2 separate regions of the Homo sapiens genome follow, and region 1 is linked to region 2. The links are chromatin loops, found by intact Hi-C in ENCODE. Cell type or tissue: dorsolateral prefrontal cortex. All regions are shown on one strand. Links, peaks and the distances in the headings refer to the core of each region. The heading gives the core; the rest is flanking DNA. Region 1 overlaps APCDD1L (APC down-regulated 1 like). Region 2 has its middle 20 kb from the start of MIR298.

The links. Peaks named below come from ENCODE experiments on the same cell type or tissue, not always from the same donor. Only the 100,000 strongest peaks of a DNase experiment are listed, where the experiment ranks them.
Region 1: a loop joins it to region 2, with 2.6 times the contacts of the local background. A loop is called at or near these places in 3 of 110 quality-filtered maps.

The regions. Positions count from the first base shown.
Region 1 is chr20:58,456,338-58,472,517 of GRCh38, reverse strand. APCDD1L (APC down-regulated 1 like) reads left to right here. Exons shown (of 4, transcript NM_153360.3): 2 at 1,771-1,909; 3 at 4,860-5,412; 4 at 10,964-13,417. The coding sequence ends at 11,728. Among named protein-coding and RNA genes, the nearest start is that of APCDD1L-DT, 51 kb to the left of the region's middle. RefSeq lists a silencer at 11,509-11,697 and enhancers at 13,484-13,593, 13,724-13,863. In dorsolateral prefrontal cortex, for the core only: no CTCF peak of the experiment used is centred there; no DNase peak of the experiment used is centred there.
Region 2 is chr20:58,830,578-58,846,757 of GRCh38, reverse strand. It overlaps GNAS-AS1 and a transcript of GNAS not described here. Among named protein-coding and RNA genes, the nearest start is that of MIR298, 20 kb to the right of the region's middle. In dorsolateral prefrontal cortex, for the core only: a CTCF peak has its summit at 7,135 (motif pointing right); a DNase peak (open chromatin) is centred at 7,124; H3K4me3 peaks cover 1,088 bases; H3K27me3 peaks cover 6,050 bases.

The DNA.
Region 1 (16,180 bases), core at 4,015-12,014, 370 kb after region 2:
TCTCCAAGTCAGCCCCTTTTGTGTTCTCTGGGGATGTGAGACAAGCACCGGTGACGCCGTCACACCCCGAAGTCCAACAACCTGGGCTCACATCCTGGCTTTGCCACATCCGGGTGGCATGTGCCCCGTGGAAGCTGAGCCCATCTCTGAGCTGAGCCTGTTTCTCTGCCCATGAGAGGAAGATGATGCTAACACCGACTCCAGGGTTATTGCAAAGATCAGATGGGAATAATGTATAAAAGAGCAAGGGGTCCACACCCAGTTAACAGGTGCCGTCATCCCCCTTGTCATAATCAGCGTCACTCCTGCCTTCTCAGCTGATCACTGGGGACCCCAAAAGTCTCCAGAGGCAACCCCCAACCTCAAGGGAACTGAGGAATCCACTCTGCCTCATTTTCCTCAAATACCCCTGGGGCACAGAGAGTTTGGGGTCAGGCAGCTCCGCGGGGGCAGTGGGGGGCCCTCAGCTCTCCTGAACCCTTGCTGGGAAGGTCTGCCTGCAAGGTCAGGAAAGGGACAGAACACGCCATCTGCTCACTTCTCAACTCAGCCCCCAACCCCTCCCAAGGCCTCCTGAAGTTACTGCCAGGCCCCCACATCCCCTGGACTGGAGCCCTAAGACTCAGCCCCTCCTGACCCACTCCAGCCCCAGGCTGGGTGGGAAGAGCCATGCTTGGAAGCTTCGCTGCAGGAGCTGGGCCTCCAGGGCCAGGCCAGCGCCCCTGAGCACAGCCCGTGGCTGGAGTATTTGGACGCAGCTCACTGCCGAGCTTCCCACAGCATCCCGTCATCTGGGCCATCTCAAGCCCATCAGCCCTGATTGGAGATGACAGTTTCTGGGAGAGCTGCTGCTCTTTAGCAGCTGAAGGTTTTGGCACTCTCGCCTCTCAGCAGCCCGAGAAAAGATCGTGAACAGTCCCACTCCCGGGCTTCACTTCTCCAGGCCCAGCCAAGCTCATCTAGGGGTCACTCTAGAGGACCTGGAGCTTGTGCTGCAGCGCCTGCTTCCCGTGTCCATCTTCCAGTCACCTTCTGCCCTGAGCCCAATTCCTCCCCCTGGTGTCTGGGCTTAGGGACGGAGCCCTGAAGAAGGGCAGGGCCTGCATTGTTTGGCCTCACACCTCGGCCCGGGCCTCTGCAGCGGCCATGCGCTCTTTCCCTTGCCACACGCTCGCTGAGCACCGAGTAGATAGCAGGTGCCCAGCACCAGGTGAGACCTGAAGCGAGTGGCCTCGAGGGGCCTGCTGTGTGCCGGGAGAGGCCAAGCAGCCCCCAGGGCTCCTTGGTGGAGGGGAGTGGTCTGCTCTAGGGATAGGCTAGGGCCCCACTGTCCCCAGCACCTTGGGTCCTGAGTCCAGAGTGCCCTTTGTCCAGGAGCGTGGGTCCTTCAGCCACCAGCAGGCAGGACTCAGCCACGGCTGATGAGCCCGTGGAAGGTCTGGGCTTCTAAGAGTCTGCTCCACGTGTACAATTCTCAGAGGCCTCCCAGCCCCAGAATCTGGGACAGGCTCCATCTAGGAGGCTTGGATTCTAGGGTGATCACATCTGGGAACCCAGGAGGAGATGCGTCGGGGAGGCTGATTCTAGGATCCTCAATATGGGGAACCCATCACTGTCTCCAGAACTGGGGCACCCTGGGGACGGGGCTGCGATGGAGGTTGCGGGACAGCCCTGCCTGGCTCTCTGTGGCCACAGTGGGGTTGGGAGGGCAGATGGGGTGGGTGTTCCCGGGGCATGCTGGGGTCTTACCCAGGTCTGTCTGCTTTGCAGCCCACACTGCACCGGCGGCTGGGGAGGCCGGGGGCAGCTGCCTGCGCTGGGAACCCCACTGCCAGCAGCCCTTGCCAGATAGAGTGCCCAGCACTGCGATCCTGCCTCCACGCCTTAATGGACCTTGGATCTCCACAGGGTAAGACTTCAGGTCATCCTGACCATGGACCCCTGGACTGGGAGACTTCTGCCTCTGGGACTCGGCATCCAATCTTTGAAATGGGCATAATTCACATAGTTATCCAAGAGGCCTTCTACCTGCCAAGCTGCTGGAGATGCTTGCCTCCCCTCCCAGAGTGCAATGGGAGGCAGGGACTCTGTTGGGCATCACGTCCATGGTCAAAATCCATTCAACACCTTGAACACCTATTATACAAACCTATTACGAGCTAAGTGCCAGGGGTCAGCAGTGGGACATGCGCTCAACATGCGAACACACAAATGAATAATATAAACTTGAGATTGCACTAAGTTCTTCAATGAAGGAAATAAAACCAAAGATGTGATAGCAAGTGACCTGGAGGGTTCTTTAGAGAGTGATCAGGGGAGGCTTCTTGGAGGTGGTGACATCAGCTGAGAGCTAAAAGGAGAGGAATCAGCCATCTAGAGAGCCAGGGAAGAGCCAGGCAGAGGGGGCAGCTGCTGAAGGGCCCTGGGGCGGGAAGTGGCAGGCCAGGGAGAGCCTGGGTGCACCCATCTAATTCTGTCTAACCTGACAGGCTCACTCGACATTTCAGAGGCTCAGTCGCTGCTTTGCGGCCAATGGACTTTGCATTCTCTCCTCATCTGTGGTGCACAAACCCTACAGCAGCCAGCTGAGTCCCACTCCTGGGGCAGGGATCGGGGAAAAGGGAGGCTGTGGCCCCCTTCACACCTGGCATATTCCTCCTTCCCCCGACATCCCCTCCAGGCCAGTCCCATTCTGGGGTCAAGGACTGGCCTCTCCGTGTCCTTCCTGTACCTCCTGAGGTCAGGCAGAAACTCCCGACTGCCAAACATCTGCTAGCGCTTTCGTTGGAGGAAGGGGACATGAGTCCTTCGAGGCCACTTCGAATGCATTTGCAGGCTCAGCCAGGCTGCACACAGCCCCCACGCCCACGGCACAGTCCAGGGGAGATCCAGGCATCCACTCACCAGGGTCACCCAGACAGAACTGGGGTACAGGAAGGGGGGACGCTGGTTGTAGGCTGCTTCTGCCCCAAGACAGTAACATTCTGGAGCAGTTCTTTTAAGAAATTTCTTCTAGAACTTTCTTCCTTGAAAGTTCCCTGCCATGCTCTCCAGACTGACCTTGCTGCTTCTTGGGAGAAGAGTGGGAAAGGCCCCAGAGCCTGGGAACCATCAAGAGGTCCAGTGTGACCTGCTGTGTCCTCCTGGCAAATCTCCCCTCTCCAGGCCTGAGACCCTCAGGGGTGTGGCTCACCCCTCCCTATTTTTAAGTACCTATACTAGTATTTACTTATCATTTTCTGTAAACCAACTTGCTTTTATTTACTAAAATATATTCATTTATTTTTACAGCTTTATTGAGATATAATTGGCATACATTGACAGTGTAATGTGATTATTTTTAAAGAAAACGTAATATTATCCTGGATATGGGGAGCAGAGCCACTTGTCATAAATTAAAGGTAACTGTAAAATTAAATTCCATGAAAACAAAACAACATAAATCCTCTGTAGATCTGTTGCCAACCCGAAGTTCTAAGTTGCTCTCTCTGGGAGAACAGGGAGGTTGGCATTAAAGACACATTAGCTCTGACCAGAGAATTTCCCCTCAACATTATCAAAAAGATGGAAGAAAAGAAAAGGGAATTATTTCCTTGCTGGGTGATAACATGTTTCCTCTGCTCCAACAGCCCTGGTACAAAAAAATATCAAGAAAATGGGCTGGGATCACGCCTGTAATCCCAGCACTTTGGGAGGCCGAGATGGGCAGATTGATTGAGGTCAGGAGTTCAAAATCAGCCTGGCCAACATGACGAAACTCCATCTCTACTAAAAATACAAAAATTGGCCGGGCATGGTGGCACATGCCTGTAATTGCAGCTACTCGGGAGACTGAGGCAGGAGAATTGCTTGAACCCAGGAGGCAGAAGTTGCGGTGAGCCGAGATTGCACCAGTGCATTCCAGCCTGGGTGACAAAGTGAGATTCTGTCTCAAAAAAATAAGAAAGAAAATAGCAGTACAAGAGGGTACCTGGTTAGAGTAAAATCGTGAGGAGGGTGCCTGCTATTTTTCCCCCGACTTCATCCACCGTCCACCCTACCTGCGCCCTCAGTAGGAAGTCCCAGAGGCCTCCTCTGCCCCATCCCCAGGTTGACCGTGAGTCTAGGAGTCATTTCTCTTTCTTCTCCGTCCAACCCCTTCCCCTGGATCTGTTTGTATCACCAGCAAATGGAGTCTGGGGCCAAGTCCAGCCCACTTCCCATTTTTGTAAACAAAGTTTTATTGGCACACAACCATGCCCATCCATGCACGTATCATCTATAGCTGCATTAGCTCTACAATGGCAACTTTGAGTAGTTGCAGCAGAAACCACCCAGCCCACCAAAACAAAAATATTTATTACTCAGCCCTTTACAGAAAAAGTTTGCCGACTCCTGGTTTATATCTTCAAGCCCTGTCACAGGCAAGGATGAGACCTGGTCAGGGCAGTGAGCCTAGAGAAGGGGGAGACAAGACGGGCCTCCATTCACTCAGCAAGGACGCGGGAGGGAGTGGGGCGGGCTCTGGGCCAGGTGCCCAGAGTCCAGCGGGGGAGGAAGCAGGCAGGGCATCCCGGAGCTCCCAGGCCAGCGGGTCCCCAGGTGGTTGCAAAAGGCCCTCCAGCAGGGCAATTCAGATTGAAGGAAAGGAGAATGAACTAGAAGGCTTGTGTCGAGGCCACGAGGCATCCAGTGCAAAGCCCCAGCCCCAAGGGTGCCTGACTGCGAGCAGTGAGGGGAACTGAGGCTGGAGGGGCCCAGGCCTGAGCTGAGGACTAAGAGGAGGGCTGGGGGGGAGAAAGGAGCCCAGCCCAGAGGGGAGAGGGGCTCGCGGCGCGGTGTTCCCTCTGCACCCAGCCCATCTCCTTCCACCCCTGCAGCTGCGAGGTGCGCCCAGGACCGGAGTTCCTGACCCGCGCCTACACCTTCTACCCCAGCCGGCTCTTTCGAGCCCACCAGTTCTACTACGAGGACCCCTTCTGCGGGGAACCTGCCCACTCGCTGCTCGTCAAGGGCAAAGTCCGCCTGCGCCGGGCCTCCTGGGTCACCCGGGGAGCCACCGAGGCCGACTACCACCTGCACAAGGTGGGCATCGTCTTCCACAGCCGCCGGGCCCTGGTCGACGTCACCGGGCGCCTCAACCAGACCCGCGCCGGCCGGGACTGCGCGCGGCGGCTGCCTCCGGCCCGGGCCTGGCTGCCTGGGGCGCTGTACGAGCTGCGGAGCGCCCGGGCTCAGGGGGACTGCCTGGAGGCGCTGGGCCTCACCATGCACGAGCTCAGCCTGGTCCGCGTGCAGCGCCGCCTGCAGCCGCAGCCCCGGGCGTCGCCCCGGCTGGTGGAGGAGCTGTACCTGGGGGACATCCACACCGACCCGGCGGAGAGGCGGCACTACCGGCCCACGGGCTACCAGCGCCCGCTGCAGAGCGCACTGGTGAGTGTGTGTGTTGGGGTGTGGGAGAGGGGGGTGGTGGTCTCGGGGAGGCGAGCTCGGAACCCAGCCCCGCAGCTTTGCAAGACCTGGGCCTGCCCAGGGCTCTGGCTGCCCGGCTGTCATCACTGCCCCTCCCCACTCTGGTCCGCGTGCCTCAGGACATTTGCGCACCCTGTTCACGCAGCTGGAGACATCTTTTTTCAGCCTTTACAAGGCTGGCGGGCCTCTGGTCGGCCTTCCCACGCTAGTCCTCCCCGGCCCCTGTCCTCGTGGGCACTGCAGGATCTCATTTCTGCCCCTGCTGGGCACAGAGGCTTGGTGGGTGTCCCCCTCCCTTAGTTCTCGGCTGAAATATCCGCTCCAGTCCCCATTCTACCGTTCCCCGTTTCCCGCAGGTGACCCTTGCCAGCTCTCAGCCCGCTCTGAAGCTCTGTTGGTGACTTGTTTATTGCCTCTCCCTCTGGCGCTAGGTCCTTCACAAGGGTGGGGCCACAGCGGGCACCTAGCACGGGTCAGGCCGACGATCAGGACCAATAAACGTGGATGGATGAATTAGGGAGAGGGCAGCTTTCCTCCAGGGCGCCGCTGGGGCCGCGCACACCAGCCCAGATGCCACCCCCTCGAAATCTCAGTGCGAGCCTCACACTGACCTAGCCGCACAGCCACTGGGGCGCCACCCTCGCCCACTCCCAAACCAGACGGCGAAGCCACGTGGCCTGGGCTTCTTGTGAGAGGGCCGAAAGGGATCCTTCAGGTCTGGGTGGAGCCCGGGGTTCTGCATTTCCAGCAAGCTGTCCGGGGTGTGGGGAGGCTGCAGGCTAAAGGAAACCACCCTCTCTTTAGCATGTTCCGCCTTGACTCCAACACGAATTTCATTGAAGCTGATTAACCTAGATTTTAGAAGAAGCCATTGCACGCATACCGTCCTAATTTGGGGAGGATCTAGCAGTCCCCCAGCACACTTTTTTTTTTTTTTTTTTGCCAGATGAGCAAACAGGCAGAAAGAAACGTAACTTTACTGTATAATGGCTCCTGGCACATAGCTCAGAGCCTGGCTCCTACAAGGGTGTGGACCTAGGACCTTCCCAGTGTCAGAGACCCCTCTGGTGGCTGGTGAAGCCTAAGGAACCCCCCTCAGAAAATCTGTTTTTAAAAAAAGCATAAGAGAAAATACGTGGGATTTAAATGAAAACCAGTTCTATTAAAACAGTTACCCAAGTTTTAAAACGCTAATTTGTGATATAGAGAAACGATAAATGTGAAATCTTTATTTGCCCTCATTTCAAAGCAGGGACGACTGCAAACCATGTTTCCAGTACCTGCAATGCTGTTAGTGTCATACAAGGTCAGAGGTTCTGCTGACGCTACTGGGGCTCGTTGCCTCCATTTACAATGAGAAGAAATGTTAACTTTTATTAGTGAAAGGTTAGTGAAAATGAAGTTGAGGTTAGCATTCGAGGTGAAAAACTTCTGTACAAGGCACCCAATGCGTATTTCTTGAGTGCACAAACGAGCAGATGGAGGGAGGGTGGATGAATGGGTGTGGATGGATGGATGTGTTCAGCATCCCCATGAAGTCCTCTTGGAGCTCTTAGGCCACCTTCACATCATTCAGCATGTATTTGTTGCCTACCGTGTACTGGACACTCAAGGAACTAAACCAATGAGGCAACTTCTAACCCCTGGTAGTACCCACTTGTTATTGCCCCAATGCGGGAGCACTGTGGATGAGACAGACCAGAAGCCTGCCTTCCTCCCCTTCCCCCACCCCCTCCTCCAAACTGAGGATCTGGATAGCAGAGGAGGAGCACGACACGAAGTTCTCATAATCAGAAAATCAGCCTCAGAGTTCTTTTTATGACCTCAAAATTATTCCCTTTTTGGCAACCAGTGTTCTAGGCTGGTCTGGCGTTAATCCTACTTAGTTCAGAGAAGGCGCTAGCGGTGAGTTGATTACCGGCCACCACCACCTCATTAGGAGGGGAAACTGCTCTGAATGCAGAGAGGACAGATCCCCGGGGGCTGTGGGGGCTGGCAATTTCATGCATCCCCAGGCAGGACTCTGGGGCCATGGCTGTCCCTGCCCTCCCTGCTGCCCGGCCAACCTGGGTGACCAATCCAGCCTGAAATGTGATGGAGAAGCAAAACACATAGAAATGTATGCAGTGATGAACGGTGCCAGATGTACAGACATTACATTAAAGGTCTGCTCACCAATGGCCCGTCTCCTTGGGAGAAAAAAAAAAAAAGAAAGAAAGAAAAGACAGATAATTTCAAAGAAGGAATTGCTGCAGAGAAATCCCCAAGAAATGAATCAGTTGTTGCCTTAAGCTCTCTGGGGCCCACGCCTTGCCCACGACCCAAACCAGATGGTAAACATGAACATTTTTAGAAGTTAATTTAAAACCAATTTGATCCCCAAATTCATTGCCTGGATATAGAATGCTAATCAATCAGCCAACACTGGACCAAAATTATCTGAGCCTGGTGTCACCTCTGGGGGTTAATTAGAAACTGTTTTGTGCTGTTTGAGAAATAACTTTATGTAACAGGCTTAAACGAGTAAGAGTTTGGTTTCTGTACAAGTGTGAATTCTGCTGGCTGGGGGCTTTGTTTATTAACGCATGAGACTTCAGACCTCTGCAGAAAGATGCCCGAAAGATTTCCCATGGAGCCGGGAACCTTGTTTCACCAGCTTCAAAAGCACCACAGAAGGAAATGCTTTTTCTCATCCCTCTTTCACCTTAAAACTTTGCTGCTTCTCAATTTGTTTCTGCTCTGCAGAAAACTGCTCACCCCAGATTACCAACTAGCAGCCCTAAATGTCCTATCTGCAGAGAATATCTTTTGGTTGTCTTTTGTGGTGGGTAAGGACAGCTCTGGGATTATGTTGCTGTAACGCATTATGTCTTCTCAATATATATTAGTGTGACAGCTCAGAATGTAGGTTAAAATGCCAAAATTAGAGTCGACTCTTATCAGCCGGCATCCCAATCACCAACACTCCGGCTAACTATCAAGCTTGCTTGCTCCCATCACAAACATTTTTGCAGCCATTTGCTAGCATTTCAGAGAACCGTCAAGCTCTCTGGGCCCAAATCCCCATAACCAAAGCCAATATGGTCTCCGATATTATATAAATCAAGGAAACTTAAGGTTCATTATAGAAATAAAAAATAACAGCTTATAAAATGTGACGCCCCCCCCCCCCAAAAAAAAACTGTTCTCAATCATCCAGTATTTTCTTTCTAAACCAGAACTTCTAAGTGCCACTCGTCTGGCATGAAACTCACTCAGCAGTGCTGTGTGGAAGTCTTTTGGGATTTTTGCAAGAAAAAATATATTGGAACAAATTTCCCAGCTGGACCCTCAAAATGCCCCCTTCCTGTGGCTGTCCTGCCTGGACTGCAACTCTAAGTTTCCTTCTGGAATGGCCACAGCAGGAGATGTTTGCTTGTTCTCACATCAGCTTTGACAAGTTCCAAGGCCATTTACCTTCCAGAACGGCGCTCTGGCCTACAATCTGGGCGGCAGCTTCTTTTTTAGAAATAAAATAGGAGAAGGAGAAGAAGGAGAAAGAAGAAAGAAGAAATCTGTATCTCATTCCTTTTTAGCGTCTGCTGAGCTTTTTCACTCCAAAATGCAGACTACTCCCACACAATTTGCTTTAGCATCTGTTTCCTGTTAACGTGTTTTACGGTAAACCCAGCTCACGAGAGTTTGTAAGGCAGAGACAACTGTAAATAAGGGCAAAGACAGAGGAAAACCAACTCATAGCCTGGGACAAGGGAGGGTGTGGTGGCACCTGAAGACCCGAGTGTGGCCGGTTTTCCCTATAACAAATAACACGACAATGAACATCTTTGAGTCCCAGCTCTTTACGAGATTTCAACTATCTCCTTCGCGCAGACTTAAGCAATGGGCTTCCAAAGACATAATTTTTTTTTTTTTTTTTTTTTTTTGTGAGATGGAGTCTTGCTCTGTCACCCAGGCTGGAGTGCAGTGGCACAATCTCGGCTCACTGCAGCCTCTGCCTCCCTGATTCAAGCAATTGTCCTACATCAGTCTCCTGAGTAGCTAGTATCACAGGCATATACCACCACACCTGGCTAATTTTTGTATTTTTTGTAGAGATGGCATTTCACCATGTCGGCCAGGATGGTCTTGATCTCCTGACCTCATGATCTATCCACCTGGGCCTCTCAAAGTGCTGGGATTACAGGCATGAGGCACTGCACCTGGCCAATTTTTTTTTTTTTTTTGAGATGGTGTCTCGCTCTGTCCCCCAGGCCAGAGTACAATGGTGTGATCTCAGCTCACTGCAACTTCCACCTCCCAGGTTCAAGCAATTCTCCTACCTCAGCCTCCTGAGTAGCTGGGAATACAGGCATGTGCCACCACACCAGGCTAATTTTTGTATTTCTAGTAGAGATGAGTTTTCACCGTGTTGGCCAGGCTGGTCTTGAATTCCTGACCTCAAGTGATCTGCCCACCTCAGCCTCCCAAAGAGCTGGGATTACAGGTGTGAGCCACTGTGCCCGGCTCAGACATATTTTGATGGCTTTTGATCCTTGTTGCCATATCCACTTTCCATGGGGTAGGTAGAGCAAATGATGCGCACCTTCCACTGTGAGATTTCTAAAGACAAAAATCCTCTATTCTCCACCTGTAGGGAAGATGTAACCTGCTATGAGCACATGAGAGGGGGAGCTCAGACAGCCGGGTGTAAGCCAGGCTGCATTTCAGCTGGTCTCTGCCACTTCCAGGCTGGACAACCTGGGCAGCCCAGCCGGCCCTCTGGGTCTCAGCTCCCTCAGCTATAACATGTACCAGTTGCCCAGGAAGTGCTTAGCATAGTTCTTGGCACTTCTGAAACACCTAGAAGAGTGAGCTAGAAAAAGATCAACTTTCACGGTCAAATTCCAGGACCAAGCAGACTGGGCATGAGCAAGGACAAGTTCTCTCAGGTCCCAAGACGAAGGCCACCTATGCTTCCATTCATTTCTCATTTATTCATGCAACAAATATGTGCTTGCTGTGAGCCAAGCCCTGTGCGGTGGGGATGGGGTAGCCGCAGAGACAGTCCCGGCTTTCTAGGGCTTTTTAGTACTGTAAGGCACGATGCATTCCAGTTTGATGAGGGGTGAGGGGTAGAGAGAGGAGAGTCTCAGGGGGTGGAATGAGGAAGATAAAAGAGGGTGGTGTGACAGCCCTGAGGCCCACCTTACATGGGGCATTCGGGAAAGCTCTCTCTGGTGCCCAGCTGAGACCTAAGAGGTAAGAAGGAGCTGGCGGGGAATTCCAGGTGGAAGAGACAGCAGGAGACCCAAGGCCCGGGGGATACAGGGGCTGACCTCCATCAAGGAGGCCATCCTGGCTGAAGCAAGGAGGTCGTCCTGACTGAAGGCAGGGAGTGAGGAGAGAGAGGAGGGAGGGACAGGCCGCACCTCACCCTGCCTTGACACCCCTACAGAGCTGGGGTTCCTTTCCAGGCTGCACCCCAACTTCTCTATGTGGGACAACCACCGTTTTTCTGTTTGTCTTTTGCCAGCACCACGTGCAGCCGTGCCCAGCCTGTGGCCTCATTGCCCGCTCCGATGTGCACCACCCGCCCGTGCTGCCGCCCCCTCTGGCCCTGCCCCTGCACCTGGGCGGCTGGTGGGTCAGCTCGGGGTGCGAGGTGCGCCCAGCAGTCCTGTTCCTCACCCGGCTCTTCACTTTCCACGGGCACAGCCGCTCCTGGGAAGGGTATTACCACCACTTCTCAGACCCAGCCTGCCGGCAGCCCACCTTCACCGTGTATGCCGCCGGCCGCTACACCAGGGGCACGCCATCCACCAGGGTCCGCGGCGGCACCGAGCTGGTGTTTGAGGTCACACGGGCCCATGTGACCCCCATGGACCAGGTCACCACGGCCATGCTCAACTTCTCTGAGCCAAGCAGCTGTGGGGGTGCGGGGGCCTGGTCCATGGGCACTGAGCGGGATGTCACAGCCACCAACGGCTGCCTACCGCTGGGCATCCGGCTCCCGCATGTGGAGTACGAGCTTTTCAAGATGGAACAAGACCCCCTCGGGCAAAGCCTGCTCTTCATCGGACAAAGGCCCACCGATGGCTCAAGTCCCGATACCCCAGAGAAACGTCCCACCTCCTACCAAGCACCCCTGGTGCTCTGTCATGGGGAGGCCCCCGACTTCTCCAGGCCACCGCAGCACAGGCCATCGCTGCAGAAGCACCCCAGCACAGGGGGTCTTCACATAGCCCCCTTCCCACTTCTGCCCCTAGTTCTAGGGCTGGCCTTCCTCCACTGGCTATGACATTGGACTTGACATCAGGATGGCGGCTCTGGACACCCATTCAACCCTTCAGACTCCCTCCTGGCAGCTGTAGGGAAGGAACCATTCTCCTCTGCTCTGTCATGGATGGATGCACAGCCCCACTGCTTCCAAACTCTGCCTGTGTCCCATGTGGCTCAGGACATGAGCTTAACCCCTGCAAAGCCTATACCACATCCCACAGCCCGGGTCCCCAGTCAAGCACTTGGATGCGGCAGTGATGTTCATCGCTACGTGAGTTTCTAAAGATCACTCCCAATTTTTCTACTTTCCTCATCCTTGGCAGCTCGCCAACAGGTGCAGTCAGGGGGCCACACGGAACACCCCCATCCCATGTTCCCCCCAGTTCTTCCCATCCTGACCCTTGGGATTCCAAGATGGGAGCAAGAGGAGATCCTGAGGCTCTGCCTAGGGACGAGGCCTACAGTTCTGCCATGTCTGTAGGTTGTTGTTTAAAGATTATTAATTCGAATTTAGCAATACGATCTCTAAGTGGTGCCATGAATTAAAGATGCCACTTCGGGCTTTCAGTGCTTCTCAGCTTTTGGGCAAAGGGCTTGTGTCTTCAGGGGCAGCTCAGCTTTCCTGAGTCCTGACTGCTGGCATTCGTCTGCATTTGCCTGTGCTTCTGCGAGTCGGACCTCAAGCTGCCAACACTGCATGTGGATAAATCCAGTTTTCCCGGGCCAGCATGCAAAATGAAGAGGACTCCATCTAAGCTGAGAAGCATGGCCTCCCCAGAGCAGCCTGCGGCCTCCAAGCCTTCCTGGCCCAGGCAAATGCCAGTGTGCACCAGGCTGGCTGCTGGGGGCAGGTCTTTGGAGGGGAGCAGCATTTCCAGCCTTCTGAACATAGTTAATAGTAATGACAGCCGTAACACTAACGCGCTCTGCAATTCGCCCTGCCCAGCCATCCTCGGTTGCCAAGATTGCCTGTGCCTGCCTGACAAAGGAAGAGAATCTCCGAATGTGTATCTTTGGGCCCACCCTAGGGAGAGGTCGGGGTCACCAGGCTACATGGCGACATCTAGGCAGCTCCGCCTTGCCCAGCCTCCTTGCCATAATCCTAATATATTGGTGTCCTCTGCTCAGAGGGGACTGTCATCATGGTGGGAACAGGCTGTGCCTCCCCAGGGACTCTGCCCATGTTCCCAGGGCCTCATCTGTACACTGTGAAATTAACTGGCATCCTGGTGGGCCCAAGGGTTTTCAGGACTGGGGGCCAATGACTCACCCCCTCCTTCCTCCTCCTGATCCCTATCTCTAGCTCTTATCACAGATTTTGAACAATTGTCTGTGAGGTTAATGATGGTTTCAGAGGGAAGCCCTTTTCCTCCCTGAGACTGTGTGGGGTTCAGTCAGCCTGCTGAAATTGCTTCCACTTATTACCCATCCTTCCTCTTAAAAAAAAAAAAAGCCCACCAAGTTAGTATTCTCTGTAGCTCTCAGACAGCTACAAGTGTTCCTGGCATATTTACCAAAGTACAAGAAATCATTACATTATTTACGGTCTCAGACTACATCAGGGTTGGGGGAGCTCCTGGTGGGGATGGCAGTGGGTGTCGATGATATGTCCACGGCTGAGCAGGTCTTGTATCCGAAGCTTGAAGTAACCATGCCACCATTTATCATCAAATTTGAACCTTTTAATAAAATTAAACAGCCTGAAAAATGTTCTTGCTGGTTATTAAAGTCAACCAAGGGAATTACAGTTCTAAAGAAAGGAAGTGGAGTGTCTTCCAGAGAATGTGTGAAAGAGAATAAAACCAGTGGAGGTAAACCCCAGCTCTCTCAGTTCTGCTTTCATGCCACTGCCTGTCCTGCTGAAAACCCCCCAGGGGCTTCCACTGCACTCAGAATAAAAGCCCGACTTCTGGCTCGCTGTTGCCTGCAAGGCTCAGCCACGCCTCCACATGCCCCGGCCACACTGGCCTTCTCTCTGTTTCTTGATCACAGGAGCTCTTGCTGCCTTGGGGCCTTTGCACAAGCCCTGATTTCCGCCTAGCCTCTCTTCCCCCAGACCTTCAGAAGTTGAGCACTTTCTTTTCAATCAAGTCTCAGACCAGATGTTGTCTCCTGAAGATGTCACCATTCGCATCCCAAAGAGCAGCCCCATTTCCCTGGTCCTTCTGTCAGTCCACTGCATCACAGTTGTATGTTCTTTGTCATGAAAACTGATCACTGGCGGAAATGACCTTATTTGCCTAGAATGTAAGCTCCAACGAAAAAGACTCGGCTCTGACTCGCTTCCTGCGATCTTTCCGGAAGGGTCCAGTGTGCCTGGTGCATGGTAGAAAGAACTTCAATAAATATGTGACTCAGTAAATGTTGGTTATCCCTGTTAAGCCTCACACTGAGACCCGTGAACGGATCACCTCCATCTACCAGATTCAGCGACCCTCGAGAGGCCCAGCTGAGTCAGTGAGAGGTGTGTGAGTCTCTGCGTCTTGCGCGCGAGGACACTAAGGCACAGAGAGAAGGGGCTGGGCTCCAGAGCCTGAGATCCGGGCCTCTGTATCACAGCCCACGGGCTTGGGGTGTCCTCCTCACTCTTGGAGGGAATAGGATTCCTTGATTTTATTTGGGGAAGGCAATTTAGTGTTGCTTCGTGGGATGCCATCCCTAATGAGAAGGAGTGTGTTGAGCAGGACAGCAGCTTCCTGGATCCCCTCAGTTGGACTTAGTTGCTCTCTGCTCGCTGGGGCTTGTTAGTTTGGGGGCAGGTGATGCTGCTCGGAGCTACGAAGGCTGAAGAAAGGGCAACCATCCCTTTTCTCCCAGGCAGAAGGTCAGGGCTTCCAAGACTCTGGGCTGATAAAGGAAGGGGTCATTTCAGAGGCTGAGGGGCTGAGACTGTCTGGTACAGGGCCAGAGGCCCATGGGCACCAAGCCTTCCTTCCAGCCCTTTGCTCCCGCCCCTTAAGTCTCTGCCCTTCACATAAAACGTGAGAGCGCTCTCATCTACAGACGGGGAGGAAAGCCTAGAGTCCTATTTCCAGATAAAATTAATGTTCTCCATTGCATGTTCAGTCACGTTGAAAGGTGGGGGGTGGGTGGGAAGCCCATGCAGTTGATAATTTCATTGTGCAACTCCCAGGAGAGCAAATGAGCTTTTTTTCTTTAATAAAAAGTTGAAATTGTATACAGCTCTCAGAGGTCCATTAACTAACAGATGCTGGTTATCAAAAGAAGCTCTTTGCCTTTCACTAAGCGCATGCTTTTAATCTCCCAGCGGTGCTACCGGGCTGAACAGCAGTGTGTGGCTTGGTGACGCAGGCCCACCAGCACGTGGCCCTGGTCTGTGCATCCTCTCCTGGGGGCACAGGTGACTCAGACACGAGGGACTGGAGCTTTCTGACGCAGAATGTAGCACTGCATCAGGGCCTGGTCAGGGCTGATTCATACCCATTAGCATCGCAGACCGGAGACAAGCAGGGAAGAGCTGTTCCCACTTCAAGAGGGGACTTGAACAGTAGCGTGCAGCCTCCAGTCCGCTCCTGATGGTTCTGAGACTGAAAGCCTGCTCCTTCTCACACACACAACCCCGCTTAAATGGATGTCAGCATGAGCACAAATGACCTGTCGACATTCCCTAAAACCACCCTTCCAAGCTTCCAGACAGACCCTCCTCCTGCCCACCTGACACCTCTACCTTCCATTTCGGCCACAGTGGCCTCCTTGCTCTCCTGCAGTCCCATGGAACCCAGTCCCTCTCAAGGTCTTGGCTCCAGTTCTCCCTCACCTGGAAGGCTCTGCCCACCTCACCCCTGACCACCCCAAAGATAGCGCCCACCACAGCGCAGTGACTTCATCACAGCATTTGTCAGTGGCCGAAATCTGAAAAAAATCCCGTTTGTTGGTTTTCACCTATTGTTAGCCCCTCTCCTCTAGAATGAGTTCCTTGCCAGCAGGGTCCTTGTCTGTCTTGTTCTCTGTGGATCCCCAGTGTTAGAATGGTGCCGGGCACATAGTAGGAGGTCAATAAATACCAGTTAAAAGAATACATGTTCCAAGACCTGATTGGAGACTCCGAATTCAAGCAGCAAGATGACACCCACACACTATACTGGCCTGGAATTTCGATGTTGCTGACTTTTTTTCTAATCAGATGAGCAGAGCAGAACCCAGGCCTGTGAACTTGAGGACATCTGTTTTCTAGTAGCCAGGATATATCTAGAAAGGCATTGAAGACCACTGCTCTCCCCAAATAGGAGGCCACAGGGCCTGGTAAGAGGTGCCTTGAGACTCCATCTCAAGCTTCTCATCCCCCAAAGGTCAGGGAGACTGGGAGAGCCTCAGCCTCACACAGGTACCCAAGGCTTTCCTTTCTTAGTTTTGGAGCCTCCATCTCCCCCACCCCCGACCCTGCCAGCTTCAGTTTCTTTATCAATAAAATGGGCTGAAACCTGATGGTTCCTGGAGCCAACCAGCCCCA
Region 2 (16,180 bases), core at 3,455-11,454:
TTTTCCTAATGAAATCTAATTAAGACAGCGACATAAGCCAGGACACTCAGAAACCAGCTCTCACATGGGGTTGAGGGGAGAAGAAACGTGGTCTTCTGCTGGCTGCCGGTCTTTGGCCTGTGCCCCTTGGACCCCTCAAGTTTGAGAGTGGGGACCTTGAAGACCAACCTTGCTGTGAACCAAAACCCAAAGCTTTAGCCTTGGAGCTAGACAGCTAGATTTCTAGGTGTTAAATCTTTCTCTTTGAGTGTAGCAATTGAAGTACTTGTATGAAAACTCCACACCTATGAAATTGGAATTTTTGGACCAGGTCTGTACGAAACTCTCAGGGGGACAGTGATGTTAATGGTGTCGAATCTGTGAGCCTCATTGGTAGCCCTCCAATGCCATATTTGGCTTTTAAAAATGCCCTTCCTAATGTTGAGCTGAAGTCTGTCCCTTGATGCACCTGGTTCTAACCCCCTTAGCCACCAGATACTTGAAGCTGCCCTCAACCTTTCTCTCTTCAAGACTCTCTTTATTCCTTCAAACGACTTTCTTTATAACCGCCAAATTTCCTGGCTTTGTGACCCCCTTCCCCATTTCTAAATCTTCTTTTCTGCTCCTTCCCAGGGGTTCTCTTATCTACCCACATCTTCCTTTTTTTCTGTGATCCCTCAAATTCTTCTTTTCCTTTTGTCTTCCTTAAATCTCTCCCCACTTTACTGTCACCACTTACCCTCTGTCCCTGCTGCCTGGGTTTATGTTGGCCTTTCTCATAGCCATGTGCCCTGCTAATTTGTAACATACTTACCCTAAAATAAACACAAAAAATAAACACACAGGCTATGCCCAGTGGGAGCTGGGAAGGCAGCCTCCCCATTTCTACCCGGGAATAGTTGCAGGCAGAGTCCTGCCTCTGCTGGCTGAGCACTGTCAACAGGTAATGGTGGCCCCGCATTGCAGGCTCTTGGCCTTGGGAGAACTAAGTCACTAGGCTGTTTATTCTGGCTTCTCTGCCCTGTGAATTAATGGCCACTAGTGCTTGGACCAGCATAGCTATTGGAGGCGTTTGAAAAAACTCATGAGATTTTTAAACAAGGGAAAGAAAACAAATACCAGTAAAAAATTTATGCCCCCCACCCCCCACATATGGCCTTTTGATATGTAAGAAAGAAATTATAAAACAAAAATGGGTGCTACATCACTTAATTTGACAGAACCAGATTTTTTTGTTTTTGAAATGCTTGCTTTGTTTATCCCATGCATGTATGATGGAGGCAAAACTGGTTTTGGGGGATGCGGTGCGCAAACAAGTCTTAGCTGTGACAAGGTCCTGCAGTGCATAAACAGACAGTGGGGTCTAGCTGTATGTCCATGGTATTAAAATGTCATGGGGAGGGGCAAGTAAGAAGCATATGTCTGAAGAAGCGAAGAGGGGAGTGATCATGAAAAAAACAAAGGTTGAGAAAACTGGTTTATCTCAAATAGCTGTAGCTTCTATACCATTTTTTTCAGGTCTAGCTTAACCAAAACACTTAAAACTGTTACCAAAAAACTTTCAACAGCACTTGTGGTCACTCAACCAATGTTCCCATCAGTCTGCCGTCCCCCACAGTGGTTAGCCTCTCCAAGCTGCAGTACTAGGTCAGTACTTGCAACCTTGCTGCCTGCTCCTGCTCTGAAAAGCTTGTTCTTAGACACCAAGGTCAGGGACAGAAGGTGGGGAACACACACACACACGTAAAACACACACTAAATACGACTCTCAGGATGGCTAAGTGTTTCCAGTTTAGGGAAAGGACACAGTGGAATTCTGCATTCTCTAAACTGCCTTTTGAGACCATTTTGCAACCAACTGTAAAGCAGATTTGACAAAATTTACATGAAGCCAACACAAAACAGATTTCTTCCTAGCTGGTGCTTTTTTTGTTTTTCGGGGTTTTTTGTTGTTGTTGTTGTTTTGTTTTGTTTTTTTTTTGAGATGGAGTCTCACACTGTAGGCCGGGCTGGAGTGCAATGGCGCGATACCTAGCTGGTGCTTTTTATTTGAGCAACTTTCGATGTTTTTTGGGAGTTCCATTAGGGTTAAATCACTAGTGTAGAGTCAAATTGGACAACCCCAGGCTTCTTAAGCTAATCAATCTAGACATTTGGAGCTGAAAGGGATAAATAGGATCATCTCATTCAGCGATCTCATTTTAGAAGAAACTGAGGCAGAGGGGTGTTGGGTCTGACCTAAGGCCACTTGACCATGGCTAGAAGCAACCTGGGCTGCTAGCCCTGGGCCTTTCGTCTTAGATCCCACTGCTCCAGTTTGGGACATCAAGTTATAGGAAATAGAGTCATTAGTGTCAAAACCCCACAACAGAACAAGAAATTCCATCTCTCATTCTTGAACATGGGGATTAAAGATGTCATTTGAGCATCTCATCCCTCTGCTGGGTGATTTTTTAGAGAAGAGCAGCAGTTGAGCCAGCACATGACATCACTGGCCTGGAAGCTTAATTTTATTTTAGTGATTTGGTTTTTGTGATAGGTCACCTTCCAGGTAAGCAGTTAGGAGACATGCTTTACTCACACCATGGTTTCTGCTCAGTTTCCTCTCAAAAGCTTCCCTCTTCTTGAAGAGCAGTATAATAATAACTGATAATTGAGGTAAATCCATGTAGATTATTAAAAAACCAAAAAACCTCATTCTTACCAACACTGAAGTTTCAGCTTTCTTCCTCCTTAACCTTCCACACAGCTGCAGAAAATGAAGGCTGAAGAGTTAAAGGCTGTAAGCAACTCCAGGGTGAGAAAGGCTTGCAGTGCATTAAAGAAACATCTCAAAACAATCCCAAACTGTAACATTTCTAATTCTTGAATTCTGATGAACATAAAAGAGTTTTGTTTGCAAAACTTTAAACCTACATCAGGTTGACCCCACACAATATTGGAACATTGCAACATAAATTCCCAGCTCAGATAAGTTCAGTTACAAGAGCACCTTTGGGTCGCCCTCCCCTCCCCCACAAAAGCAAATTTCCATTAAGCAAATGATTAATGTACTAAAGGAAACAACTTCAATATTGGGGGCATATCATCATGTTTAGCTAGCTTTATTCTCCTGCTCCTCCTCCTCCCTCACCCTCCATTTGAAATATTAAAAGTGGCTGGTAATTCACCTATGTGGTTCACCATAAGATCTGCTTTTTCTTGGGAGCCTATCCTCACCCCGCAGACCTCACCTATGTAAAAGGGGCAAGTGGGCCTATTCAGATGCTAACCCCAGTTGAGCAGGGTGGGGCAAAGGGCCAGCTGGGAGACTAGTGAGTTGGGAATGCTTGGGGAAGTTGCTAAAAATGGCTCTGGAAAAGGAAGGAGCTGAGTACCAGTCTCTCAGGCAGAGAGAAGGTTTGCGAAGTCTATATAGCAAAATCCTGTCTTCTCAGGGAGGGCCATAGGTGCTTTCCTCGGGGGTTGGTATAGCTCTCAGTTGCTTCATATGGTCTGCACTGGCTTTTCCACCCTTGAATCAGGGTGTAAAGAGGGAAGCTGGGGGAGGGGAATTGAGCGGGGGAGGAGAATTGAGCGGGGGAGGGGAATTGAGCGGGGGAGAGTGTGTGCCGGTAGGTAACAGGTTTTTACAATTGGGCTGTAATGCAGATGGCGAGGCAGTTTGTGGAAGACTGTCTGAAAGACAGTGTGTGTTCCTAGATTGCCCCTCCTCGCTACATGTGAACATGGTACATTGCTTACAGTTCAGGAAACATCCCTATGTTGGGCTTCTGTTTAAAAAACAGCAAGATGGGTGTGAGGTGTGGGCTCGACACGGAGGGCTTTTAAAAAACTTGTTTATTCATCCTGCAACAAGGCAACATGCTCATTTCTCTAATGAATAATTCTCTGTGGGAAAACGGGTCTCCCGGAATACCCAGTCTGAAGATAGCTCCCACACTTGAAAGGCACACCAAAGAAATTCAACACAATCCCTAGTTTTTCTTGCTTGTCCCTAGAGACATTTTGCTTGGTGAACTCAGGCTGAGACATTACCAGAGGAAAAACTGAACACTTAATGTCACAGAAAGCCAACACACCATCATTGTTTACATTAAGCAGGAATTTCGACTTAGGGGCAAGCCAAAAGCGGGGCACGCCTAGCCCTTCCGCAGCCTCCAAACTTCTGAGACTAACATTGCTGTCGCAGAAAACCACTTGCAAATAAACTAGTTTCTCCGTATTTACTAGGGAAGACCACAAAAGCATCCAACCACAGTCTGCGCTGCAGCCCGGCAGAACTAAGTCTTGGGCGCCGCGACGCCTTTCCTACGGAATAGGTCCTGGAAGGAAGACCATTTAAGGTATTTTCCTTCTATCATCATCCTTTTCTTAGGAGTTAAGAACCTGACCGTCATTCATCTCAAGCCCTCAAAACGCTTTACTATTCCTCCAAATCGTTGTCATCCGTATAATTAAGCCGGCGCAAAATGAGACACGCACACCAGGAAAAAAAAAATCAATTTCCAAGTCGGATGAGATTTTTTAAAGACATTTCACTTATCAGTCTTTCCCCCCAGGACTGGCGAGGAGAGCACGCCTTCCCTTCCGAAGGTGCGTTACCAGATTGCTGCCGTTTTTGTGCTGGGTCATCAGAGCAGATTCCCCTCCAGGTTACAGATTAAACTTAACTCTACCCGTGCTGAAAATGGCCGGAGCACGCCGCCTCGCCTCCCCTCCCCAAGGCTGCCGGAGCCGCCGGCCCCTGCCTCCTTTTCGACGACTGATCGTCCAAGGACTGGCGCCGGATCCAACACCTTTCCCCAGCTCTGCGCGTACCGCGCTCTTTGGAAACGAATTGTAAGTTATCCTGATGTTAGACGCGACCCCCGTCTCCAGCCTGTCCCTTGTTCCGCTTTACCTTTCCACTTGCGACGATCTCGAGGGCCTCCAGAGGTCCTGCGCAAACAGCCCAGGACGTCTCCTGCTAAGCCGCATGCAGCCTGGCCACCCGACCAGCTGCGCCAAAAGCTTGGCAATACCCCGACGTGACCATGCCTGTGCGTTCAACCCTGGTAGCCCGTAGGGGCATCCCCAAGGGTCCCCTTACCTCCTCTACCTTTCCCCCAGGTACTTTCCCCTAACCGCCCGCCGCCGGGAGAGGTCAGCTCCGGCGCGCGCGGGCAGGTGCGCACGCTCTTTGAGGCGGTCTCTGTCCCGCGAGCGACGGGAGGCGGGCTGTGGCGGCCAAGGCTGGCGCACGGCAGCTGGAGGCACTGGCGCGGAGGTCCCGCGGCTTAATTGTCAGCTCTGGGACCTGGGCTCCGGCTCTGAGCTGCTTAGGCGCCGCGCGCGCGTGACTTCCCTCCCGGGTGGTCAGTCTCTAGAGTTCTCGCCCATTCCCATTCAGATTACTTTCCGCACATTTCAACGGTGTCTCTACAGCGCGGCTGCTCTCACATCGTGAAAGTTGGCGCGCGCACCTCCGAACCACATTTTGGACACCTGAGAAGGCCAACTTATTTGAGACTAGTCTTTCTAGGAGGAAGAAAAGCGCGCAAAACAAGTGACTTACCAATGCCGTTTGGGTGTGCAGCTCCAAATCTGGGGTGCGTTCGGGATTCAGTCGCGTAGCCGGGGCACCAGCTCGGAGACCTCAGGTTGTCTCCAGCGGGACGCACGGCGTGCGCCCCGCCGTCCAACAAGCCTTTGGCCACCAGGGCGCCCCTGGCATCCTGGGAAGTTTGGGGGAGCCCTCGCCGCCTCACCCTGACCCCCGATCCCAGGCTGACCAGCTGAGCCTCCTCTCTTCCCACTCGCCCCTGACCTGCCTTTCCTTCTCACCTCCTTTCCACCTGCGCTGCTCCCACACCGCCCTCAGGCTCCCCAGTTTAGCGGTGGGCAACTAACCTGAATCCATGAAAACAAGGAGAATCTGGACGGCGTCCTCCATTAGTGACGCCGGATGGGGATGGGTCCCTTTTTGGAAGGGGACTCCGGGGACGCGTCACGGCGGGTGGGCTTCTTTGGCTTGCAGCGACGCCGCTGCTTCTCCTCCTTGGGCTCCTTCGACTCTTCGGGGTCCCTTGGATCTTTGTCCTCGGGCTTGAGCTCCTCCCCTTCCCTGGGGCTCTGGGGCTCCTGAGTGCTGGGCGGCGCGCGACTTGGGGAGGCGTCGGGGCTTCGCAACTTGAGAGCGTGCAGACGCTGGGTGAGGGACTGGCCGAAGGTGGAGTGCTTGGGCACCACCGGGCCGCGATCGTCTTCAGGCTCGGTCTCGGGCTCAGTGGTGGGGGCGGTCTCAGGCTCGGTCTCGAAGTCGGTCTCGGACTCGATTTCGGACTCGGTCTCGCTCTCGGTCTCGTAGTCGAACTCTTCCTCGTACTCTAGGCACTCGGGGAGGGACAGCTCAAGGTCTGCCTCCTCGTGCTCGTGGTCAGATTCCGATTCGGGGGACTCAGGGAATACCTGGGCGCCGGAGCGGTGGTGGGCGTTAAGGAAGCTCCGGCGCTGTTGGGCAGCCGCGCGCTGCTGGGCACGGGCGTTGGAGGTGGCAAGGGCGCGGAGGAGCGCGATGGAGCAGGAGAGCCAGAGGAGCGCGGTGGCTGCCCGGCGGCCTATGGGCGGGCACAGGTCGTTGTAATTATGGCGAGCTCGGCGCCACTGCTGAGCCCGGGACCTCCGATCCATCCTCTTAGGCACACACCGAGAAGCCGGCCTGCCCTCTGGCTCTGCAGAGAGTGGCTCCGAAGCACATTGGCTGCTGGAGCCGGGAAAGGTACACCCTATGAGGTGAGAAGCTGGCCCGGAGGTCCCAGCCTCACCTCCTTGTGAGGAGAAAAAGGGAAGCACCTACCTTCCTGACCACTTAAGAACTTTCTAAAGCTCCGCGCCTTGCTTGCCTCTCTGAGCAAGAAGAAGGGATGGGAAAAAAGGGGAAAGTTCTGTCTCCTCCCGGGCTCCTCTCGCTGAGTCTTAGATTCCGCAGCCTAAGACTCGAGAGAGGTGCCTCCGCCGGTCCTCTTGCCTGGGAGAGGACAGAGGAGACTGAGGCGAGGAGGGACGGGCAGTGAGGTTCTGCGAAGTTGCGCGCCCGGACTTCTGCCGGGCATGTGCAGTAAGGAGGTGGGGGCCACCTCCCCGCGAGCTGCGTGGTGGCGCCGAGCCTGTGGCGCAGACCCTAGTGGGCCGGCAGGTGGCAGGAGGGAACCTTGTTTGAAAGGATTTGGGCGAAGCGATGGGCGGGGGGCCTGGCGGGTGGCAAGGAGCAAGCGGCAAGCTAGCCCCAGGTCCAGTACTTGGGCAGGTGGGCGCAGGCTCCCGTGGGGTCGTGCCCCTCCCCAGTTTCCCCAGTTATTGGGGAAATAAACACAGCCTGGGAGCAGCTAAAAACCCAGAACCCCAAATAGCAAATATTCAGGGGAATGAGGGTCTGTCTATACACGAGTATTAAGCCTCTAGCATTTTCCAATGGCTTAATAGTTTGAGGATGGTAACTTCGGGCAGCCATTAATCATGAAACTACCTTTAGCAGATCTGTTATAGTGACTGTAATTAGAAAAGTTTCCAAACAATACGTGCTCAAACAGTCTGAATTGGCTAATTACCTCATCTTCTTCAACAAGGGCCCCCACGGTTGAGGTAGTAGTTTGCAAGTCTGCAAGCCCATCTGAGGACTGCCCTGAGCTCGATTGAGCTGAGAAGGTGGTGCTGGAAGTGGACTGGAGCTGAGAGCATGGGTAAAGGGAAGTCTTTCCTGCGCTCTCAGTTCACACAACCACTTCTCTCCTGCGGGGCAGTTCAGGGTGACACGGAATCCTCACTGGAGGCCCCTTACAGCCATTTCCTAGGTAGGTTTTTTTTTTTTTTTTTTTTTTTTTGAGACAGAATCTTGCTCTGTCACCCAAGCTGGAGTGCACTGATGTGATCTTGGGTCACTGCAACCTCTGCCTCCTGGCTTCAAGAGATTCTCCTACCTAAGCCTCCTGAGTAGCTGGGATTACAGGCGTGCACCACTACGCTCGGCTAATTTTTGTAGTTTTAGTAGAGAGGGGTTTCGCCATATTGGCCAGGCTGGTTTCAAACTCCTGACCTCAAGTGATCCGCCCGCCTCGGCCTCCCAAAGTGCTGGGATTACAGGCGTGAGCCACCGCGCCCGGCTCCTAGATAGGTTTTTAACAAAGGTAACTCAGCAATACTCATTGGGTGCCTTGCATGTGCCAAGCTGTGTTTTAGGTGCTGAAGGTAGAGTAGTGAACAACAACAACAAAAGTATTGTATTAAGGAAAGGATATTTTGGATTAATTTGCTGTGAATCAGGAGATTGAATCAGTCAGAATCCCTCTGTACCCACCAACATTGTTTAATCTAGCTTGAATTCCACATGAGAAAATGATTGGATCAGGGCTAGGGGGCGGTCAGACACCACTAGATCGTGTTGTTGTACTCTGCAAGGCTGAAGATTTGGAGTAAATAGTGCCGCTCTTTCTTGGCCCTAGAAAATCAAATGATGGCCTACAGGAGGAGATCCCTACAGTGGGAGCTAACCTGGCTGCTGCTTTTGAGGTGTGCGTGTCTTCAGTCTGGCCCTCCATGATGATTATGGGGTGCCTTTTTGGCCATAGTGACAAGTCCAAAGGCGAAACAACTCAGAGCAAAGCCATCATCCTAAAATCCCTGGGAGTATCAAGAAGGTTGTTTCACTTAGGACACATGTCATGGGTTGTGGTCCTTTTCTCCTTCTTGAGTCAGTATGGGGAATCTTAAAAAAAGAGGCTCTACCACTGGGTGGCCCACCAGGCCCTCCTGGTACTGGTACTTCTGCCTGGTGTCTGAAGAGTCAGTCAGGTACCCACAGCCATTCTCACCATGATGGAACTTAACCTCACACCTTCAACACCACACCCGTATTAAAACCACTAAGTGCAGAGTTCATACCCCAGTGAGAGACCAGCAACTGCTTTGGATGTGTTGAGGTTTTCCTTTCTGCATCTTGGCTGTGTCTAGCTTGTATCTTGCACTCTGTGTTAGTTTGTAGCATTAAAATAGTGATTGGGCTGGGCATGGTGGCTCTCACCTATGATCCCAGCACTTTGGGAGGCCGAGGCGGGTGGGTCACTTGAGGCCAGGAGTTCAAGACCAGCCTGACCAACATGGTGAAATCCTGTCTCTACTAAAAATACAAAAATTAGCCAGGCGTGTTGACGCACGCTTGTAGTTCCAGCTACTCGGGTGGCTGAGCCACAAGAATTGCTTGAACCTGGGAGGTTAGTCTGATAAAGTAGGATTGACTTGTCAAACCCCACAAAAGGACAAATGTCTATGTTCCAGTTGTGCCCTGCTCTACCACTTTTCCTGTGGAACAGCAAGGGTTTTATTATCACAGGTGCCTGCGTGGCTGTAGTCACTGTGTGGATATTATCATGGGACACTGGGCAGGGGCATTTAGAGCTGTATATTTCAAATCCTCATCTCCGCTTCTGAGTCCCAACTAATGGGGCACGTTTCCAGAGAGTCTGCCTACACTGACCCACCCACTTTATTTCTTCTAATTAGCACAGCTCCATCGACAGCATATGGAACAGAAATATATTATTCAAGCTGATTTCAGGGCACGTTGGGGGAAAAATCAGGAATATATGGGTGCTAGTAAATGCCCTTTGAATGGAAACTAATGTCAGCTGTCAGCAACGAGGTAGATTATGATTCTTTAGTGTACATAAGAAAGTACTTCATTCTTCAGATGGAGTGCTTTTATGCCTATAAAGGAGATGGCAGCCCAGAGCTGATTCACTAATATAGATACACCGAGATTGCCTGCATTATTAAAAAATGTGCATTACATAATACATATATTTGGACTAGATTCTGCATTAGCAATGCGCTTTCTTTGCAAGATGCATTTTAATCAGCAAACACACATTTAACAAAAGACTGCATTTTTGAGCCCCAGTCCTGTGTAGTTATAAATACATCTCAGTGTACATTCACCACAGGCTCTGGGAGGAAGGAGTGGGGGACTGCACTGAGATGCCATTCCATCTCACACTTAGTGCCGAGGTCGAGCAAATGGAGCCGTACAGCAGATGCTCTTTAAAATGCATTACGTGCGTGACTTTAAAAAGTGCTCGCTGCAGAGTGAATTTCAAAAAGGAGCAAGTGGGTGATGAACCACCTCTGTTGTTACCGGGCTGAGGAACAAGGGGCTCTCTCTGTCTGCTGGTAAATAAAGTATGGGCATATATCACTTGCGGGTCTCTGCTGGAGGGAGGCTCCTAAACCAGTTGGACAGGAAAGCGCAGTTCCCAGCTCACTACAGTATCATACAGTAAGCTTCTGATTCGGATAAATTGTGAAGAATATTGTCTCTAGCTCCTTAAAGGATTTTCATGTGGAAGAGGCCTTAAGATTTATTATATATGGCTCTAGAGGGCAAAATTAGAACCTATCGGTGGTAGTTGTAGCAGAAAGCCTTCAGCGCAACCCAAAGAAGAATCTGACATGGAGTGGGCTGTCAGAAAGTTGGCGCTTTGTCAGAAGCAATGTGAAGTCAAAGGACAGGTAACCACACACTGGAGATGTTTTTCGTGGTGTGCGTGAGCAAGTGGGGTTGGAACTCGGTGCCCACCGCAGTCTTATCAGGTTAGCCTCTGATTCCATTGAAGGCCTCTGTAGGCTGTGGGAGAAGGGTTTGGGGGCTCTACTGATGGACACGATCCTCCCCCCCGCCCCCACTTTTTACTATTTTGGAAGCATTGAAAGTGCAAGTGGCTCAGTGACAGGAAGGAGTGTTGGGGTGGCAGTTTTAAGACAGGGCAAACAGATGTGTGCAATGGACCCAGCGGCCTGTGGAGCTTTCCTCACCAAGGCAGGGCGTGGAGGCTCTTTGCTCCACAACTCATCACTTGTTGAAGCAAAGAAATGAGTCAAGTCCATCTGTTAATTACATTGGTTCTCTTTGCCTCCTCTCCTGGAGCTGTCTCGGAAATTACAAATGAAATTGGCTATTTAGCAATCATAAATTGAGCCACTTCTATGATCAAGACACTATTCCGGGCACTGTGGGGAGATCGAAGTAATTGAGGATGAGCAATTCCTGCCATCCAACATCACACACATTGATGTGAAGTGCCCCCAAATATTAAAACCAGATTGCTGACAGGTGTAGAGTAATACATTCCAGCCCAGATAGACAGGGAGGGAAGTTGAGTAACTGGTTAGAATCAGAGGTACAGTTCATCTTGTGATTTTCAGAAAGAGATGAGTCTTTACCTAGTCTGACTCTGAGATTTTCTTTTGATTTTTAAAAGCCCATGAGAATTGCTTTCAATCCACTTGTTTCTAACCATGTGTCTACCGTGTGCAAAGCCATGTGCCAGTGGCCCTGGGGGAGACAGATGAATCATGGGTTCTCAGAAGGCTTGCAGGCTATTGTCAGAGGTCCCACAGACCTCAATGCATTTTCTAAGATGAAACTCAAGATAATGGATTGGTTCTGCCCTGCCTGGTGAGCGGGTATAATCACTCTTGAAGATATTTTTTGGATAATCATTGGAAAGGACTATTTTTGGAGATGAAGAGCTTTTCCAACTTTCCTTTGGACAGAAATGAATTCAGGGAGTTTGCAGCACTCGCTACCCCTCACTGTGGCAATCAGCCAGTAAGGCTCAACCCCACCGAGAATTTGGTATTGGCCCCTCCCGCCTGTTCCCCAGAGAGGACCAGGTACAATGCAGAAGCATTTGGCTCAGCTCTCTAGGGTGCTATTTTGCTGCTATTCAGACTGCGCTGATATCAATTGGCTCTCACCAGTAGAAATGGTGAAAACCTCGAGCTCCTGATTTTGAGATTTGGGGGAATGCCATCTAGAGCTAAAAGCAAACAATAGAGGGAAATAATCACCTTTTTGACATGGCTGGTTTCTGTCCAGGCCATTTTTGGGATTACAATACTGTATTTGTGCCATTCGTTTTTAAAGGGCGTAGGATCAGAAAGGAGCCTTCGTTCTGTGCGTAGAGATTGCTCGGAGCTGTCTTCCCAGGAGCTCCCTTACTTTCTCTTCACTTCGTGCTCTGTTGAGCTTCTCCTACTGATAAGTGCCTATCTCCCTCTCTCTCCCTCTGCCACAGGAGGAGCAATTTCTAGACTCTGGATCCAACGGGAAGCATCTAGAAGCCCCCTTGCTCAGGCAAAGCATCAGTACCCAAGAGGGGTACAGGCCCTCTTGGACGTGGTGTCTCATTTCTCTCCCGTGGCCCTGGAGCTTGGCATTCTGTATTCTCCGGTTCAGACCCTGGACTCTGACACCCTGCCTTGCTTCATCTTGAGTTCCGGCTGTCTGCCCAGCCGGACCTACACTGAGCTTGTCTGGTTCTTTCCTGCAGCCAGTTGAGACATCATTGTCCCAGGACACCCCCAGTCTACGGGGTTCTGGCCCCAGATGTCCACCTCTGCCCTGCCCACCAGCAGCCATGCCAGCCAGTGAGCTGTGGGTGAAAACACTGCTGATTGCAAAGGACCACTCAACCGTCAGGAAAGCTCTCGGCTCATAGCTTTGTCTTTTGTCCAGCTGTCCTGGACATCCTATCTTTCCTCTAGCCCCTAGCCCTGACAGAGAGCCTCAAAGTTGTTTTCATCTTATCTGCTGAGGATCTGACTCACCCCATCAGACTTCTGGGAGGGAGAGAGCGAGCGCGCCTCGAGCCCGGAGGGGAGAAACCCTTAGTGTTGTCACGGTTTAGGCACACGCTCATAGAAATCCTTGCAGCTCGAGCTCTTCAAAATATGATTAGACCAATTTTACATGTCTAGTCACTGAGGCTCCAGTAGATTGGGACTATTTCTATATGTGCAAAGTGAAGTGGATAATTGAGGCAATTATCTTCAGGCAAATGAATCTGGGCACTGTAATCAGTCCATCCTGATAACTGGGGAGAAATCGGCGTCATTCACTGTAGCATTGCTTTGCGTTAAAGAGAATTCTAAGGTATTTGTTTGTTATTTTCGCTTGGCTTCATTTTTCTAAAAGACAGTCCAGTGAAGATGAGGTCCTGCCTCGTGCTGGTGTTAGGATGTGTGGACCCCTTAGGTCTCAGTCAGGTGTGTGTGGGGTTGATCTGGACGAGTTGATAATCAGATCAGTGCCCTAGCCGGGTGCATCCTTGGCTTCCTTGTGGTGGATACTTGGTTTCCACATCAGGGTTTTCTTTCCACTTCTTCTTTCCTTGTGTATGAGAACCCTGAGGTGTTGGATGGGTTGGTCTACAAGGTCACCTCCACTGCTAGGATGATAGGATTCCTAATAGGGCCCATGAGTGACATACATTGTGCATGATAAAATATCATGGAGCCAGGAGAATGAAAGAAGGGCCTCTCAACGTCAGAAATGAGAATGCACTGGAGGCTGGTGATTACTTCTGGACCCCCGCTTCCCCATCCATTGTTTCGGCTAAAAGTCATCATAAATTGGGAGTCCTTCCCTTTACTGGTCTAGAAGTTCCCTCAGGAAGCAGCCGTCACTTCTCTCCCTGCTCTTCACTGAGGAGGGAGGGAAGAGGAGCAAGAGAAGACTTTCCGGTTTTCCAAATGGCAGATTTGGTTTCAGGCATGTGAGGAGCCACATATAAAAAGAAAAGGCATTGAGGCATGTGAGATTTGACTTAAGTGGAGGAGATCCTCGCCTTTAAGCAATAATCTGTGTATTTAGGGAGCCAATGGCCCAGCAAGAAGTCCAGCAGTGCCTCCTGAGTGCCTGGGCACCTGGTGGAGATGGTGCAGGGTCCCTGGCAAAAGAGCCTCTGGGACAGGAGTTGTAGCCGCCAGCCTGTGTCACACACTCACACTCACAATTAGAGGACAACGGGAATTTAATTAACTTCCAAAGTGTGATTTTTGACCATAAGCATTCTAGGAATGAGGTGCTGTGTGGGGATTGAGATGAACCTTGGAAAATACTTAAGGAGAGGCTTGTTTTATGCTGTCAGGAAATCTTCATCTTGTCACTTCGTAAATTTTTGACCTTGCTCAGTTAGTTAGAAAAACAAAAACAAAAGCTTCCTGTCCACAACTGAGATAAGAGAGTTTTGCAAGACATCTCTCTGTCCTCGGAGTGTTGTGGCCTTCTGTGGGTTCTGTAGTTTTAATTGCTAGTGGTTTCATTCCTGCTCAGTTAGTGAAATTGCGACATTTTCCCAGTATCTTAGCGTGACTGCCCTACAGCCTTAATAATGATGATTTTAGACTGTAGTTTAAGATCTGCTGGGGCAAATGCCTTCTCACTGCACAGTATCTCAGCATTCTCTGATGTTTTGTCCATTTATTTTTCTATATGAATTTAAGAACCATTTTTATCAAGTTTTATAAATGACCTTGGTGATATTTTGACTGGAATGGCGTTCAATTTATAAATTAAGTTGGGAAATATTATCATCTTTTCTGCATTTAGTCTTAAGCCAGAAGTATGGCCTCTCAATCTGTTCAGGTCACTATTTCTCTCATTAAGGATTTGTGTTTTCTTCATGTAATTTTAATATATCCTATGTGAGTTTGATATGTGAATATATATCATATATTTCCCAAGTATTAGATGCTTTTGTTGCATTGTGAGTGGGCACTCTTTTTTTAATTATATTTTCAGGCCTCTTATTATGTATTTATAGAAATGGTATTGATTTTTGTACGTTTTTCTCATCTTCTGCCACTTTCAGAATTGGTTGGTTTTTGAGGCAACCAGCAGCCTACTCAGGCAAACACTCAGAGAAGGTTTCTGGAGGATTTGGTAGAAGAGACTACCTCATCAGGGAAAGAGTTGAACTAAGTCAGCGGTTCCCAAATGCCAGTCCACAGTGAAATGAGAAAACGAAAGATGTTGTAGTGGGGCTTTCATCAAGCCAAATTTATTCAGGGGAGGGACTTTTGATTTTGATTCTTGATTTTGAGGCTATATAAGCTTCCTGCCTTTTAGAATTTTGATATCATTTCTTTCTAGAAGGATTGTAGATGATAATTAGGGGTTTTGTTTTGCTTTAAGATTTTAGAGTCTTTGAAAATAAATAAATCAGAAATCCTTATAATAAATGAATGAATGAATGAATGAATAAAACTGCTTGAATTCTACCCTCCCCAAAAGATTTTAGATCTTTTTTTGTTTTTGTTTTTTTTTGTTTTTGAGACAGAGTCTCGCTCTATCGCCCAGACTGGAATGCAGTGGCTCAATCTCGGCTCACTGCAAGCTCCACCTCCCCGGTTCATGCCATTCTCCCGGCTAATTTTGTTTTTGTATTTTTAGTAGAGACGAGGTTTCACCATGTTAGCCAGGATGGTCTCCATCTCCTGATCTCGTGATCTGCCCGCCTCGGCCTCCCAAAGTTCTGGGATTACAGGCATGAGCCACTGCGCCCGCTGATGTTGTTTTTTAAATTTTGCTTTTATTTAGTTTTCAGTGACTTTATCTAGCAGATTTTTTTAAAAAAAAGCAAAACAGCTGGCAACCCGATGTGAGTGCCACACATTTCTTTTGAAATATTAGCGTGGTCTGGCCGGGCACAGTGGCTTATGCCACTGTTCGTAGATTTTGGTCTAAAATCTCAAAATCTAGGAACCTCCAATTCGATGTCCTTTGGGTTTTACAGTTGTGATATTTGGTAAATCTGGACTTCTTTTTATATTTTAAAATCATTTTTAGTTTATTCTTTTGGGTTCTTCTAGTTAGTAGTGCCAGTTAGATTGATGTTTTTGTTACTTATTTTGGCTTTCTCTGACTTCATCCTTTGTCTATGCCTTGCGTTGTCCTCTGAAAGTGTGTAGGAGAGAGAAGGGTGAAATGGGGGCACCCTCGTTTTATATCTGTTTTTAAAGGGATTTTTCTCTAATGTCTTTTCTCTGACAGTATTTAGGTGGGCTTCAAAGGGAAAATAGATGGTATCTTATGAGAGGGCTCAACAGAAAGTTTGGAGGTGAGAAACCAGAAGCCAGATTTGGGATCACACAGGCCTGGATATAAATCTTGCCTCCTTCTGCTTGCTAGCTGACCAGTGACTATGCCTGGTGGCGGTGATGGTGCTGGTTATGATGGTGGTGTAGCATTGGTGGTGATGGTAGTGGTGGTTGTGATGGTAGTGGTGATGGTGATGGTGGTGGTGGTGATGGTGGTGTGGTGGTGTGGCGGTGGTGGTGATGGTGGTGTGGTGGTGATGGTGGTGGTGGTGATTGTGGTGGTGGT